Linked DNA regions of Homo sapiens: region 1 is linked to region 2. The links are chromatin loops, found by intact Hi-C in ENCODE. Cell type or tissue: B cell. All regions are shown on one strand.

Region 1 (8,000 bases), 160 kb before region 2:
TTCCCGGTCTGCCTTGTCATACCCGCGGTCCCGATCCCGTTCCCTGTCTCGCTCTCTCTCTCTGTCTACCTTGTCATAGCCACGCTCTCGATCCCTGTCAGACTTGTCGTGGCCCCGGTCTGACTTGTCGTGGCCCCTGTCTAGTTTCTCATGGCTGCGGTCCGACTTGTCATGGCCCCTGTCCGACTTGTCATGGCTCCGGTCCAACTTTTCTTCAGCATCTGGGGACACAAGTCTTGAAGTGACCTCTTGCCACCCCAGGACCCAGCAGCCTCTGCCTTCAACAACCTCCCTTGCCTGAGGCTGGGCCCGCCTGGTCTCACCTGCCCCTCTGATCCACTATCATTCTACTTGGCCTCTCCGTGAGAACTGCTAAGATCACTCAAGGCACGCTTGTACCTGCCAACTCACCTGCATTACTGCTTCTGAGCTTCTTGGCCGATTTGGTAACCACGGAGTTGGGGTCATGTGGGGAGAGCCAGGATACAAGGTCTGTGTCTGCATTCCAGTAGTAAGGGAGCCCGCTGTGGGGCCGCAGGAAAGAAGTGTCAGCACAGATGTCCTTGCCTTGGATCCTCAACTCTTGTCTCCCCAGTCTCTGCCTATACCTGCCCCATGTCAGGACCCCACAGGCAGGATCCCCAGAATCTCTTCTCCTGAAGAGAAAACACTGTCAGCTGGGCGTGGTGGCTCATGCCTGTAATCCCAGCACTTTGGGAGGCCGAGGCAGGCGGATCACCTGAGGTCAGGAGTTCGGGACCAGCCTGACCAATATGATGAAACCCCATCTCTACAAAAAATACAAAAATTAGCTGGGTGTGGTGGTGTGCACCTGTAATCCCAGCTACCTGGGAGGCTGAGACAGGAGAATCGCTTGAACCCACGAGGCGGAGGTTGCCATAAGCCGAGATCACACCATTGCACTCCAGCCCGGGCTACAAGAGTGAAACTCCGTTTCAAAAAAGAGAGAAAAGACAGTCTTCCAACCCCAGAGGAGCCAGGCCCCAGCAGGCAGCAACTTGAGTCCTGCAGATACCTAATGCCAACACCCTCCACCCGAGGCTCCCTCCCTTGTGTCCCCCTAAACCTCACAACCAAGGTCAGCACAGGAAGGGTGAAGCCAGAAGTTAGCTCCCCCTCACCCAGGCTCACCAGGAAGGGTCGAACACCTTGTACCAGCTTGGTGGTAGGCCCTCCAACCTGGTGGCCTCGTAGTCCACAGGATCATCGTCATAGTCCTCGGCAATGATCTCTTCCTCTGGTTCTGGTAGAACAAGGTGGGGATGAGGAGAGCAGATAAGGACCAGGGGACCTCATCCTACATGTAGAGCCTAGAGACACGCACTCACATTCACACAAGCCACACATAAAAGACACGTGTGTGTGTGTGCCGGGAAGAATATGAAGTATCTTTCACATTCCAAATCCAACTCTCTATATTAGGAGGTTTACAAAAAAAGGTTACCTAAATCTGTGTCTGGGTTCAGATGATGAGTTCTACTGTTAGCCAAAGCTATCTGGTTTCAGAGTTGATAGGGATTCATCAAAAAATTTACTCATCTTGGCCAGGCGTGATGGCTCATGCCTGTAATCCCAGCACTTTAGGAGGCCAAAGTGGGTGGATCACGAGGTCAGGAGTTCAAGACCAGCCTGGCCAAGATGGTGAAAACCCGTCTGTGAGACTAGCCTGGTCAACATAGTGAGACCCCTGTCTCTACAAAAAAAAAAAATTAGCTGGGCACAGTGGCACACGTCTGTAGTCCCAACTACTCAGGAGGCTGAGGCAGGAGGCTCATTTGAGCCCAGGACTTTGAGCTTGCAGTGAGCTATTATCGTGCCACTGCACTCCAGCCTGGGCAACAGAGTGAGACCCTGTCTCTAAACAAATAATAAATAATATATATACCATAGGCACAGGTCATTCAATAGGCTTAAAAGAAAATCCAGCCTGGCCAACATGGTGAAACCCCATCTCTACTAAAAAATACAAAAATTAGCCAGGCACAGTGGAGCACGCCTGTGGTCCTAGCTACTCGGGAGGCTGAGGCAGGAGAATCGCTTGAACCCGGGAGGCAGAGGTTGCAGTGGGCCAAGACTGCACCACTGCACTCCAGCCTAGGTGACAGAGCGAGACTCTCTCAAAAAAAAAAAAAAAAAAAAAAAAAAAAAGTAAATCAATGATCATTGCCAGTTTTATTTTTTTGAGATGGAGTCTTTCTCTGTTGCCCAGGCTGGAGTGCAGTGGCATGATCTCGGCTCACTGCAAGCTCCGCCTTCCGGGTTCACACCATTCTCCTGCCTCAGCCTCCCGAGTAGCTGGGACTACAGGCATCTGGCACCACGCCCGGCTAAGTTTTTTGTATTTTTATTAGAGATGGGGTTTCACCCTGTTAGCCAGAATGGTCTCGATCTCCTGACCTCGTGATCCGTCCACCTCCGCCTCCCAAAGCGCTGAGATTACAGGCATGAGGCACCCTGCCCGGCCTGGGATCATTGACAATTTTATTAACCACAAGGTCTATACCTTGCACACAGTAGGCTTGTAATAGATGTCAGTTATCAATAAGGAGAAGATATATTTTCCAGTGCCTGGCACACTATAGCCCCAAATAGATGCCAGTTTTTAGTATTACTGATAATAAGGTGTGATTTGCAGCCAGAGCACAGTAGGCCTAAATGATAGATCCTCACTGCAACTACGCTTGGCACACAGGAGACAGCAGTAGAGGTTAGCAGTACTTCCTATTAGATACTATGTCATCACCCCCATAGAGTAATCCATGGGATTTAACTTGGCATACAGTAGGCCCCAAATAGGCATTAGGTGGTCAGTATTATTTTGTTGTTTTTTTTGGATTTTTTTCAGACAGGGTCTCCATGTGTCGGCCAGGCTGGAGTGCAGTGGCACAATCTCGGCTCACTGCACCCTTGACATCCTAGGCTCAAGAGATCCTCTCACCTCAGCCTCCCAAGTAGCTGGGACTACAGGCATGCACCACAACACACGATTAATTTTTGTATTTTTTGTAAAGACGGGGTTTTGCCATGTTGCTCAGGCTAATCTCTTAATCCCTAAACTCAAGCAATCTACCCGCCTCAGCCTCCTAAAGTGCTGGGAATGCCAGCTTGAGCCGCCACGCCCAGCCAGTCAGTATTGTTAAGAATGAAATATCTGCCGGGCACAGTGGCTTATGCCTGTAATCCCAACCCTTTGGAAAGCCAAGGGTGGGGGGTGGATCACCTGAGGTCAGGAGTTAGAGGCCAGCCTAGCCAACATGGTGAAACCCGTCTCTACTAAAAATGCAAAAATCAGCCGGGTGTGGTATCACGTGCCTGTAATCCCAGCTACTTGGGAGGCTGAGACAGGAAAATCGCTTGAGCCCGGGAGGCGGAGGTTGCAGTGAGACGAGATCACGCCACAGCACTCCAGCCTGGGCGACAGACCGAGACTCTGTCTCAAAAAAAAAAAAAAAAAAATTGCCAGGTGTGGTGGGGCGGGGCGTGCCTGTAGTCCCAACTACTCGGGAAGTTAAGGCAGGAGAATCGCTTGAACCTGGAAGGCGGAGGTTTTAGTGAGCCGAGATCGCGCCACTGCACTCCAGCCTGGGTGCACAATAAGACTCTGCCTCAAAAAAAAAAAAAAAAAAAAAAAAAAAAAAAAAAAAAAAGAATGAAATATCTATTCCCCCAACCCCCTCCACTTGACACGCGGTAGGGATGGATGTCAGGAATCCACATTGTTAACAACGAAAAATGCCTGCCACCCCATTGCTTGGTGCACAGTTGGCCCATGCTAGGTATCAAGCGTCAGTATCAACAACAAAAGTGCCTGTCGAGGCTGGCACGTGTTAGGACCATCTGCTTTTAGCTGTCTCACCAGGCTCCAGATGTTTGAGGATGCCTCTCTTGGCCAAGCGGGTCTGCAGCGCAACGGGCAGCGGCATAGCTGATAGCAGACAGACCTAGGGACAGACGAACAAACTGACAAGCAGCTCAGATAAAGATTCCTATCTGGATCCCGTAACCAAGCGCCTCCCGTAAACATGTACTCATCTGACTCCGATCTACTCAAATGAACCAGTAGCTGGGTGGACAGAACATACGCACTAAAAGATGTAAGAGGTAGGTGGCAATATCATCGCAACTCCCACCAACCCTACTGTCCCCGAAACCAGGTGCTCCAGGGCCCTGTTCCTCTCCCAGGCCCAGGCTCCGCCCACAGCCTAAGAAGCCCGGCCCCTCCGCACTTCAGAAATGGGCTCATCCAGCGTCCCCATGACTGCCGGGTGGGAGAAACCAAAGCGCTGGGATGGGGGAGCAGAGGGCAGCACTTCCTCCAGCTCCAAAAGAGTGCACCCACCCCAACGTTACCAATACACTCGTGCAGGTAGTGGAAGGCTGTCACACCGCCCGTCTCTCTCGTGTCGCCGCTACGATACCTGGGCCCACACGACTCTCTTCCCAAAACACCGAATGAGACCTTCTCTCAACGAGGCCTTCACTCCCCGAGCCTGAAAGTAACTGGACTACGCTCAGGAGGCAATGAACAAATGGCAGAAACTCGATTGGCCAATGAGAGTGCGTCCTTGGCGTGACATGCGGTATAGCGACCCAATCGCTGCCCGGTAATAGGCGGAAAGCTCCGACGCCGGTGTGCGTCTACGCTGGGGGCGTGGCCTGACTGCGCGGCCAGACGCCAGCGCCATGGAGGAGTACGCTCGGGAGCCCTGGTACGGCAATGGGCACAGGCATCCGGAATATTGCTGCGACGCCAAGGCCAGCCGTGGGGGTCGGGCGGGGGAGGCATCGGCCGCACAGAGCCATGTACCAGACTCGGGGGACTCTTAACGTATCTCCCGCTACCCCCACTCGGTTCCTGTCATTCGGGCTCCGTTATGAGGGGCCACAACCAGAGAAGGTGCGGCGAAGGCCGAACCACGCCATGTTTCTCCTGACTTCGTAATCTCCTAGCCCTGTTAACGAAAAAAGACACGCTGGACGATCCATCCCGGCTAGGGGTGGTACGGTGTTGACCGGAAATCCCCAGAGTTGCCGCCAGTGGTTTTTCCCAGGTCGCCTTTGTCAGTGGGGGGCGGGGCACGGATGAACCTGTTGAGGGCCGGCGGGGACGGTGGATGCTTCCCGCGGTCGCTCTTGGTTTTTCCCAGTTGTGCCGGATTGAAAAGGGGCGGGGCATGGTTGGACGGGCTCACCGTCGGAGAAGGGGTGCGACGCGGTCCTGCTTTGCTGACAGTCTGTCTTGGCTAGTTAACACGCCTATGTCGCTTATTGAAACGTCAACTCTGCGTGTGCCAATTCATTTAATCTTTGATCACAGTAAAACCGTTGGCTGATTCCTTGGTTGGTAGACAGGGCGAAGACTAATATTTCTCCCCCTTTGCCCCATTTCTCGCTTTAATGGGGGGGTGTGTGGAAAAAGCGTGACAGAACTAGCTCATTATTATCTGAAGTGTTTGTTCCTACTTAGGAACTTCCCATTCTGGTGACTTGGTTTCTCCCAGTTAGAAAAGAGTTCGTGTGACAGGACCTGGGGGAGGGCTCACATTAACCCCGTCCTTCCCTTCCTGCTTGCAGCCCATGGCGAATTGTGGATGATTGCGGTGGAGCCTTCACTATGGGTGTCATCGGTGGCGGAGTCTTCCAGGCCATCAAGGGTTTCCGCAATGCCCCTGTTGTGAGTCCAGGCCTTCCCTGGGTTGGTGTGGGGTTAGCTATCTTGCCCACAAGGGAGGCTGCTCTGAAAACTGCTTGGAGCTGCCAGTCACGTGCACTTATTCATTCTGGTGCCCACTCACCTACTATGTGCCGAGCCTGGCTCCTGTATCTGGGATTTTGTAGGGATTGCAAACATGGCCTCTGTCTTCCACCCTCCACCCCACCCAACTGGAGCTCCTCTGTGGAAATGCTGTGTCGTTCAAAGAGTCATCACCAAATTTTAAATGTATGTGCAAAGCCAGACAGTTTTTTTTTTTTTTGAGACAGTCTTGCTCTGTTGCCCAGGCTAGAGTGCAGTGGCACGCTCTTGGCTCACTGCAACCTCTGCCTCCTGGGTTCAGGCAATTCTCCTGTCTCAGCCTCCCAAGTAGCTGGGACTACAGGCATGTGCCACCAGACCTGACGAATTTTTGTAATTTTAGTAGAAATGGGGTTTCACTATGTTGGCCAGGCTGGCCTTGAACTCTGGACCTCAGGTGATCCACCTACCTCGGCCTCCCAAAGTGCTGGGATTACAGGCGTGTGCCACTGTGCCTGGCCATGTTTTTTTTTTTTTTTTTTTTTTTGAGACAGCATCTTGCCCTGTTGCCCAGGCTGGCGTGCAGTGGCCTGATCATGGGTCACTACAGCCTCCGCCTCCCAGGCTCAAGTGATCCTCCCACCTCAGCCTCCCAAGTAGCTGGGACCACAGGACTGCGCCACCATGCCCGGCTAATTATTTATGTATGTATTTATTTATTTGTAGAGACGGGGTTTCAACGTGTTGCTTAGGCTGGTCTCTAATTCCTGAACTCAAGTGATCCACCCACCTCAGCCTCCCAAAGTGCTGGGATTACAGGTGTTAGCCACTGCGCATTTTACCTAGAGGCAGATTCTGGCTCAGAAACCCGGATAGAGGAAAATGACAGGAATTTAATTGGCAGACGGAAGACAGCCTTGAAGTTGAGAGAATTCTTTTAACATAATTCTTTTTCTCTGACCACCTCCCCTCCCAGAAGATCGCAAATGCCATGACTTTAAATGCCATCTATTAGCCAAGGTCTCTGCAATTTATATATGTAGCCCCGTCCCTCCCCTAGACTCCTGGAACTCTCCTCCCTGGATCTTTGCCCAAGTTTGTCATCCTCAAGGTCTCAGCACAGATTCCCCCTCCTTCAAGAGGCCTTTCCTGACCCCTCAGCCCCAGTCATATTTCTTCATGGCATTTCCTCTACAGTGCAGATTGCTGTCTGAAGCTCCCTTGTTTATCTACTCTTGCTCAAGATCTGTGTCTCCCACCGTTAATGTGAGCTCTGAGAGGGCAGAGAGCAGACCTACCTTGTTCATGGCTGTATCCCTGCATATGGCATGGTGCTTGGCACATATAGTAGGTACTTGTTAATCATTCACTGAATGAATGAATGAACAAATGTATGAATGAATTAGCACTTCTCAACCTAGCTCTGAGAACACCCATGTTGGGGCGCTCTCCAGGCCACTAGTTCTTGGCCACTTCTCCACATCTCTACAGCTCATACCTCTAACAGGTCTCCCATCTTCTTCCCTCTCTTAAAAGTTGGAAACGTGTCTGCCAGTGGCTTCAGCCCTGCCCTAACGCCCTTCCTTCCTTTCCCCAGGGAATTCGGCACCGGTTGAGAGGTAGTGCCAATGCTGTGAGGATCCGAGCCCCCCAGATTGGAGGTGAGGGACTTGGGGAGATAGATATAGGAGATGTCTTGGCAAAGGTGGGAGTGGTTGATCCTTTGGGTCTAGGCTGCAAGTTAGGGGTTCAGATTCTAGCCCCTGCCAGAGACTTTCTAGGGGGGTGATGTTTCCCAACAATTGAATATGGAGGGGAAGAAAGTGGGTTCTGGAGTTTAAATCTAGGTCCTGACTGTTCCCTGCCATGTGACCTTGGGCTAGTGGCTTAACCTCTCTGAACCTCACTTGTACCGTGGGGGTGGTGATAACAGTAACCACTTCATCGGTAGTTTTATAGTTTATGTAATTTACATACTACTAAGTGCTGGTTGCTATGCTAAACACTTTAATAACATTAACTAATTTAAAATTGCAGAAGTTAAATAACAGAGCACCTCGAACAGGTCCTGGCACACAGTAAGCCCTCAGTAAACATTTTAACTATCATATTAACTGGGTTTCCTAACCTATTTCCTTCTCACTGAAACCCAAATCAGAATTCCAACTCTGTGTGGTGATTATGAAGCTCAAAGTTGCTCTGTTAAAAGCCATATGAAGATAAATCTGCTTGTAAACATTTGTCA
Region 2 (8,000 bases):
CTTACCAAACTGCTGGGATTACAGGTGTGAGCCACCGCATCCGGCCGCATTTGAAATTATTTAGGAAAATTTAAAGATATGCATCCCTGGTGACCCAGAAATTCCATCCCTCCATGTACACTAAGAGAAGGGACAAGCAAATCAGGAAGTATACTCAATTATCACTAGGTGATACGCTCAGTCCTGAAACTCAGCCAATTAGCAATGGACCCCATGAAAGTCAGCCAAAGTCAGCCAATCAGTGACAGCCCCACCCTTCTACACAACAGCCAATCAGCGAGCAATCCTTCCTGTCGCCGCCATTTTAAAGTTGCACCTCGATAGCAGCCTTACTGCCGTGAGTAGAGGAACATGCTAGAAAGCCCCATGGCCTGCCTCTCCAGCCTCCCGCTTCTCAATGTGTGCCCATCACTGAAGACCTGGCTTCCCAAAACTTTCCCAAAGGTCTGGCTTTGTTCCGGAATATATCGTCTGACAAGTACAGCTCTCCCTCACAAGTAAGCACAAAATTGGCTTTATTTGCATTGAATATCCAGTACAATTTGTGGTAAATTCACGAGTTCTTAGGATTTGTTTATGCATAACGACGTGTAACAGAGCACTGTGAGATGATCAAATTCAATCTTTTCAGTTCTTGGGGTTGCTAGAATCTGTTTTTTGTGTTTATTTAACTCTCCAACTGCTAAAATGTAGGTATAAATTTCGTGATAAATTTTCTGAACAGTAGACATATGTTAACGAGAAAAAAGTCCTTTTGAAGCTCTTTGAGTACTATCCAATGGTTCATTCAATATCAAAAATAGTAGAAAGTCAGATACAAACCAATACAGTCTAGTTAAGTATAAAGGACATACGATTTCCTCAACTCACGCCAAAGAAACTGATAAAATAATAAATTTTTGGCCAGGCGCAGTGGCTCACACCTGTAATCCCAGCATTCTGGGAGGCCGAGGCGGGATCACTTGAGCTCAGGAGTTCCAGACCAGCCTGGTTACCGTAGTGAAACCCTGTCTCTCCAAAATTACAAAAAATTAGCCGGGTGTGGTGGTGCACACCTTTATTCCCAGCTACTTGGGAGGCTGAGGTGGGAGAATTGCTTGAGTGCAGGAGGTTGACGCTGCAGTGAGCCATGATCACGCTGTTGCACTCCAGCCTGGGCAACAGAGCACGATCCTGTCTCTAAATAAATAAATAATTTTTTTTGAAAAGAAAAAGACCTTTAATTAGGCTATTTCGAGTAAAATCCCTTTCAGTTGAGATTTCAGAAAGAACAGAAAATTTTTGCAGAGACTCTTATTAAATTTGGATCTTATGAGAAAAATGTGCTGCTTTTGGTGCTAGAGACTTTGAATTTTATTGTTTTTTTCCAAGAACTGGCATTTGGTTCCATTAATTTTCCCTTCCCCTTTCCCCTTTCGAGTCTCACTCTGTTGCCCAGGCTGGAGTGCAGTGGCACTGTGTTGGCTCACTGCAACCTCCGTCTCCTGCGTTCAAGCAGTTCTCCTGCCTCAGCCTCCTGAGTAGCTGGGACTACAGGCACCCACCACCACACCCAGCTATTTTTATATTTTTAGTAGAGATAGGGTTTCACCATGTTGGCCAGGCTGGTCTCGAACTCCTGACCTCAGGTGATCTGCCCACCTCGGTGTCCCAAAGTGCTGGGATTACAGGTGTGAGCCATGGTGCCCGGCCTCCATTGATTTTCTCTATTGTTTTTGCTTTCAATTTCATTGATTTCTGCTCTTATATTTTTATTTTTTATTGATTTTGAGACAGGATCTGACTCTGCCACCCAGGCTGGTGTGCAGTGACACGATCTTGGTTCACTGCAACCTCCACCTCCCAGGCTCAACTGATCCCCACTGCTCAGCCTCCCTGGTAGCTAGGCTACAGGCACATGCCACCACACCTGGCTAATTTCTTTTTTTTTTTTTTTTTTGAGACGAAGTCTTGCTCTGCCTCCCAGGCTGGAGTGCAGTGGCCCAACCTTAGCTCACTGCAACCTCTGCCTCCCAGGCTCAAGCAATTCTCGTGCCTCAGCCTCTCGAGTAGCTGGGACTACAGGCATGTGCCACCAAACCCGGCTAAATTTTTGTATTTTTTTTTTTTTTGAGATGGAGTCTCACTGTTGTCGAGTCCGGACTGGAGTGCAATGGCGTGATCTCAGCTTCACTGCAACCTTTGCCTCCCAGGTTCCAGCAATTCTCCTGCCTCAGCCTCCTGAGTAGCTGAGATTATAGGTGTCAGTTTTTTGTATTTTTAGTAGAGACGGGTTTTCACCGTGTTGGCCAGGCTGGTCTCCAATGTCTGACCTCTGGTGATTCGCCCACATTGGCCTCCCAAAGTGCTGGGATTACAGGTGTGCACCACAGCGCCCAGCCTGGCCGCCCTTATCTTTATTATTTTATTCCTTCAGGTGTAATTTTTAGACTTTTCTAAATTGGAAATTCAGATAATTGATTTGAGACCTTTCTTTTCTCATGTAAGCATTTTAATGCCATCAATTTTCTTCTGATCACTACTCTAGCTGTATCCCATAGATTTTGATTTGTTGTATTTTCTCATTTTTTTCAATTCACAATAGATCTTTAATTTCCCTTTGGATTTTCTCTTTGGCTCATGGGTTAAAGTGTTTTGTGGCTGGGTGGGGTGGCTCATGCCTGTAATCCTAGCACTTTGGGAGGCTGAGGCAGGTGGATCACCTGAGGTCAAGAGTTTGAGACCAGCCTGGCCAACATGGTGAAACCTTGCCTCTACTAAAAATACAAAAACTAGGCAGACGTGGTGGCAGGCGCCTGTAATCCCAGCTACTGGGGACGCTGAGGCAGGAGAATTGCTTGAACCCAGGAGGCGGAGGTTGCAGTGAGCCGAGATCATGCCACTGCACTCCAGCCTGGGCAACAGAGCAAAAACTCTGTCTCAAAAACAGAAAAAAAAGTGTTTTGTTTAATTTACAAGTATTTTTGGATTTTTCAGATACATTTCTGTTATTGATTTCTAGTTTAATTCCACTATGGTAAAAGAATATATTTTCTGTGATTTCTGAGCTGTTTGTGTATAAGATCTCAGAACACTTTTCAGGGCTGGTTCTCAGGTTATGAGGCCATTCTTTGAGCATTTTTTCCCACTTGCTTTGCCTCCATTAACAGCATGTCCTTTAGGTGGTCTCTCCAGGCAGTACAGGTGGGTCACCTTCATTTTGTTTGTGTCCAGGCCTCTGAATTGTTTTGTGGTCTACGTGGAGTTATGTGGTCTCATGGTGGGCATGGTGGCTCACGCCTGTAATCCCAGTACATTGGAAGGCCCAGGCCAGTGGATTGCTTGAGCCTAGGATTCGAGACCAGCCTGGGCAACATGGTGAAACCCCGTCTCTAGAAAAAAATACAAAAATTAGTCGGGTGTGGTGGCCTGCTTCAGTAGTCCCAGCTACTGGGGAGGTTGAGGTGGGAGGATTGCTTGAGCTGGGGAGGCGGAGGTTGCGGTGAGCTGTGATCACGCCACTGCACCCCAGCCTGGGTGACAGAGTGAGACCCTGCAAAAAGAGTATGTGGTCTCTGTCCAGATTTAATCTATATCCCAGGTGGTGAGGTCTCCGAGCTGTTTTGGAGTCTGCGTCCAGGATATGAGGTATGTAAGGTGTTTGGGATTTGTTTTCCCAGCGTGCAACGTCCCTGAGGTGTTTCGGCCTTTGTGTCCCAGGGTGAGGTCTCTGAAATGTTTGTAGGATTTTGTGACGAGGATGAGACCTATGAAATGACTGGGAATCTATTAAGATATGTTCCATTATTGAGTTCTCTAATTTTGTTTTGTGGTCTGTGTTCAGTGTGAGTTCCCTGAACTGTTTTGGACTCTGTATCCCACGGTGTGAGATCTCTGAGCTCTTTTGTGCTCTGTGTGCAATGATGTGAACTCCCTGAGCTATCTGGGTGTTTCCAGTAATGAGGTCTCATTCTGTTTCACAGCCAGCTGGTACTCTATGGTATAATCGCCTTTAAGCATTTGCCGTTTTCTCCCTTAGTTGTTTGCTCCTTCCATTCTTGTGCACACAGGACTGTGCACGTATGTATGATTATTTCCTTAGAACACATACTTAAAAGTGAAACTGCCACGCCAAAGGAGTCATTTATTCAACAAATCCCCTTTTGAGCACCTACTGTGTGCAGGGCAGTTTCAGGCAGAGACTTTGGGGGGTCTAGAAATACACATATCCCTCCCTACCTTCGTGGTGGTGACATTCCAGTAAGGAGGGGTGTCTGCTTTTTATTTTGATAAATGCTGCCACACAAAGGCAGACTTCCATCAGTGGCCTCGGGAATGAATGCCCATTAATGGGCGGTGGCTCTGCAGCAAGGGTTTGGACGCTTGGGCCTTTGCTCTCAAACGAATCATCAGGGTATGGGGCAGGGACAGTGCTCTGGGGGACGTCGGTTGGGGGAGACAGGGCTGGAACGTGGGCAGGAGGAAGGCATGAAAGAGTCCATTTAGTTCTTTTGCGGTGAACTGAAGATTGATTCACTTGACACTGACATGAAAGAGTCCTTGTCGCACACACAAGGGGAGCGTGAGCGGTGGGAATGAAGGGTTAACGACTAGACTGTGCAGCTCCAGGACCATACCACTACGGTCATGGGAGGTACCACAGGGGAGGGGTCGTGTATTTCGGAAGATACCATTGTACTAGTGGAGACACGAAAGGTCTCCTCATCCCGCGAGTGGATCGGCCTCCACCCTAGACCGAGGAGAGAATGGCTCTGCCTGGACCGACCCCCGCGCCGGGCGGACCCGATCTTCGGCCTAAAGCGTCCACCTGTCTGGAAGCCGCCGCCACCAAGCTTTTATTAATATATCCGTTCCCGCCGGGTTGGCTATACAGATGCGAATCAACTCCGGGGGTGGGGTGAGGAGGAAGGCCGCGGAGCGGCGATTGCTTCCTGGACGAGTTGCGTAGGGCGGGACAAAGTCTTGCCCTGAGCTCTGATTGGTCACCGCGAGACTGCCTACCTAAGCTCTTCCAGGGTACCGAGGTTTTCCGGAATCACTAAGAGGCTACAGGCCGGGTCCTTCGGCTCCGCGTTCCTATTGGCTGCTGTTTCGGCGCAAGCGCTTTGGCTCCTGGGTTGGCGTTCAGGGTTGCCGAGGCAGGGCTTTGGCTACTGGAGATCGTAGGTTCGAATCCCGTCTGGGAAGTTCAACTTGTGCACCTGTAAAAGAAGCTGGCATTATTGGCTTGTACTCAAGGGCTGGCACAGAGTGTGTCGGGTAATCTTTTCCATTTTCTTTTACCTATTCTTTCTTTTTTTAAGCAATGCCTATTGCATCCCATTATATTGATTTCAGGACCCACTCACCGTTCACAACAGCACTAAGAAAAATTCTTCAGGGTCCCTGGCATTTGTCTTTCAGGCTACCTGTAGGTCTGAGTCCAGCAGATAAGATTCAAGGTGATCTCATGATCCTCCTCCAGGCCAGCCCCCATCTCCCAGAAGAGGGTGATTTGGAGGCTTCCCTCAGGACCAGGCCTGACTAGGAGTGTGATGGGGTGGGCTATAAGTGATTAAAAGAGAGATGCATGGTTTCACGCTCTGGGATGCTGAAGAGCTTGTGGCAACTACAAGGAGAATTTTGGAAGGTGGGGGCAAGACTTAAAAGAGTACGCTTTTAAATGATGGGATTTTAAACATCAGACAGGGGAGGTGTTTGGCTGGTGAGGTAGGTAGGTAGTAGGAAGAAAGTGATTCTCAAGTCAAGTCAGCTCATCATAGGGTAGTTATTACACTCTGCAGTTTGGAGGACTGTGTGCAGGATGTGAAGTCTGATTTGTTTTGGAATCTCAGTTCAGGGTATGACTTATAAAAAGACTGTGAAGTCTCTTTGCTGTTTGAAAATCTGTGTCTCAGAGGTTTAGGTGTTTGAGATCTTTGTGGGTCTCTGTCCCAGGGTTGGTTTCTTTTTTCTTTCTTTTTTTTTTGTTTTTTTTTGTTTTTCTTTTCTGTTTTTCTGTTTACGTTGGTCCAGAATGTCCCAAGGTTTCTAAGCTGTTTATGGATCTTTGTCCCCGGATGTGCAGAGTTTTTTTTTCTTTTCTTTTTTTGTGTGTCTTTACTTTTATTTATTTATTTTTGAGACAGGATCTTGCTCTGTCACCCAGGCTGGAGTGCAGTGGTGTGATCTCGGCTCACTGCAGCCTCAACTTGCCAATCTCAGGTGATTCTCTCACCTCAGCCTCCTGAGTAGCTGGGACTACAGACACGTGCCACCACACCCGGCTAACTTTCTTTATTTTTTGTGGAGGTGGGATTTTACTATGTTGCCCAGGCCTTTTTGTATGTTTTTAGGGGCAGGGTCTCTCTCTGTTGCCCAGGCTGGAGTGCAGTGGTGCAATCATGGCTCACTTCAGCCTCGACCTCTGGCTCAAACAATCCTCCCACCTTAGCCTCCTGAGTAGCTGGGACCACAGGTGCGTACCACCACACTTGGCCCGGCTATTTTTTTTTTTTCTTGTAGGCTGGGCACGGTGGCTCACACCTGTAATCCCAGCACTTTGGGAGGCCAAAGTGGGTGGATCCCTTGAGCCCAGGAGTTCGAGACCAGCCTGGCCAACATGGTGAAACCCTATCTCTACAAAAAAAAAAAAATTAGCCGGGTATGGTGACACGTGTCTGTTGTCCCCAGCTACTCAGGAGGTCAAGGCTGCAGTGAACTGTGATCTCACCACAGCACTCCAGCCTGGGCAACAGAGCAAGACCCTGTCCCAAAATAATTTTTTTTGCGTGTGGAGACAGGGTCTCCCTCTGTTTCCTAGGCTGGTCTCAAACTCCTGGGCTCAAATGATACTCCTGACTCAGCCTCTCAAAGTGTTGGGATTACAGATGTGAGCCACCACACTCAGCCTTTTTTTTTTTTTCTTAAAATTGATTTTCATTTTTCTTTTATTGGCATTTCTGTGACTGCTAGAAGGGCTTAACATTGTTTTCTGTGCTTGTTGGCAAGATGTATCTAAGTTTTGTTTTGTTTTGTTTTGAGACAGGGTCTCACTATGTTGCCCAGGCTGAGTACAGTGGCATGCACATGGCTCACTGCAGCCTCGACCTCCTGGGCTCAAGCAGTCCTCCCACCTCAGCCTCCTGATCTTGAGTAGCTGAGACCACAGGCATGTGCCACCACACTCCACTAATTTTTTTATTTTTTGTAAAGACCACGTCTCACCATGTTGCCCAGGCTGGTCACGAACTCCTGGACTCCTGTCTTACCCTCCCAAAGTGCTGGGATTACAGGCATGAGCCACTGCACTTGGCCTTATTTAAGTTTTCTAAATTCCCTTTTACGTCCTGTGATCATTTTTGTTAAAATTTTTATTTTATTTTATTTTTTGGACACAGGGTCTTGCTTTGTCACCCAGGCTGGAGTGTACTGGCGTGATCATGGCTCACTGCAGCATCGACCTCCTGGGCTCAAGCAATCCTCCCACCTCAGCCTCCCAAGTAGCTGGGAATACAGGTGTGTACCACCACCCTTGGCTAATTTTTGTATTTTTGTAGAGAAGGGGTTTCACCATATTGCCCAGGCCGGTCTCCAACTTCTGAGCTCAAGCGATCTACCCACCTCAGCCTCTGAAAGTGCTGGGATTACAGATGTGAGCCACTGCGTCCAGCCTTTAACATTTTTTAAATTTTAAAAGCATTTTAGACTTAAAAAAATTATAAAAATAGTGCAGAGAGTTCTTATATACTCTTTTTCTCCTAATGCTTACTTATATAATCTTAGTACAATTTTTAAAATCAGGAAATGAATGACACGGTTATTTATGAGCTGTTGTTCACCGGTTTGTGTCCAGGGTGTGAAATATCTGAGCTCTTTGGACCCAGAGCTCTCTTGGGTTTTGTGTCTCATGATGTGATGTCTCTGAACATTTGGTATATGTTTTTAGATGCTAGGTCTTTCGTCATCTTGGTAGTCTTTGTCCCAGAGTATGATGTCTTTGACCTGTTAGTAGTCTCTTT

Evidence for each region. A loop is a pair of places that touch in the nucleus more often than their neighbours do. Peaks named below come from ENCODE experiments on the same cell type or tissue, not always from the same donor. Only the 100,000 strongest peaks of a DNase experiment are listed, where the experiment ranks them.
Region 1: a loop joins it to region 2, with 31 times the contacts of the local background. A loop is called at or near these places in 8 of 110 quality-filtered maps.

What each region holds. Positions count from the first base shown.
Region 1 is chrX:48,894,454-48,902,453 of GRCh38, reverse strand. It overlaps TIMM17B (translocase of inner mitochondrial membrane 17B), which reads left to right and starts at 4,686. Exons shown (of 6, transcript NM_001395498.1): 1 at 4,686-4,730; 2 at 5,596-5,695; 3 at 7,353-7,416. The coding sequence starts at 4,705. PQBP1 (polyglutamine binding protein 1) reads right to left here and starts at 4,524. Exons shown (of 7, transcript NM_001032382.2): 1 at 4,372-4,524; 2 at 3,878-3,962; 3 at 1,153-1,264; 4 at 412-524; 5 at 1-221. The coding sequence starts at 3,944. RefSeq lists enhancers at 3,861-4,080, 4,131-4,500, 4,791-4,990, 5,021-5,170. In B cell, no CTCF peak of the experiment used is centred here; DNase peaks (open chromatin) are centred at 4,443, 4,563 and 5,163; H3K4me3 peaks cover 2,201 bases; H3K27ac peaks cover 3,121 bases.
Region 2 is chrX:48,734,298-48,742,297 of GRCh38, reverse strand. No RefSeq gene overlaps it. Among named protein-coding and RNA genes, the nearest start is that of GLOD5, 23 kb to the left of the region's middle. RefSeq lists enhancers at 4,517-4,566, 4,617-4,876, 5,067-5,196. In B cell, no CTCF peak of the experiment used is centred here; a DNase peak (open chromatin) is centred at 4,977; H3K4me3 peaks cover 1,523 bases; H3K27ac peaks cover 1,001 bases.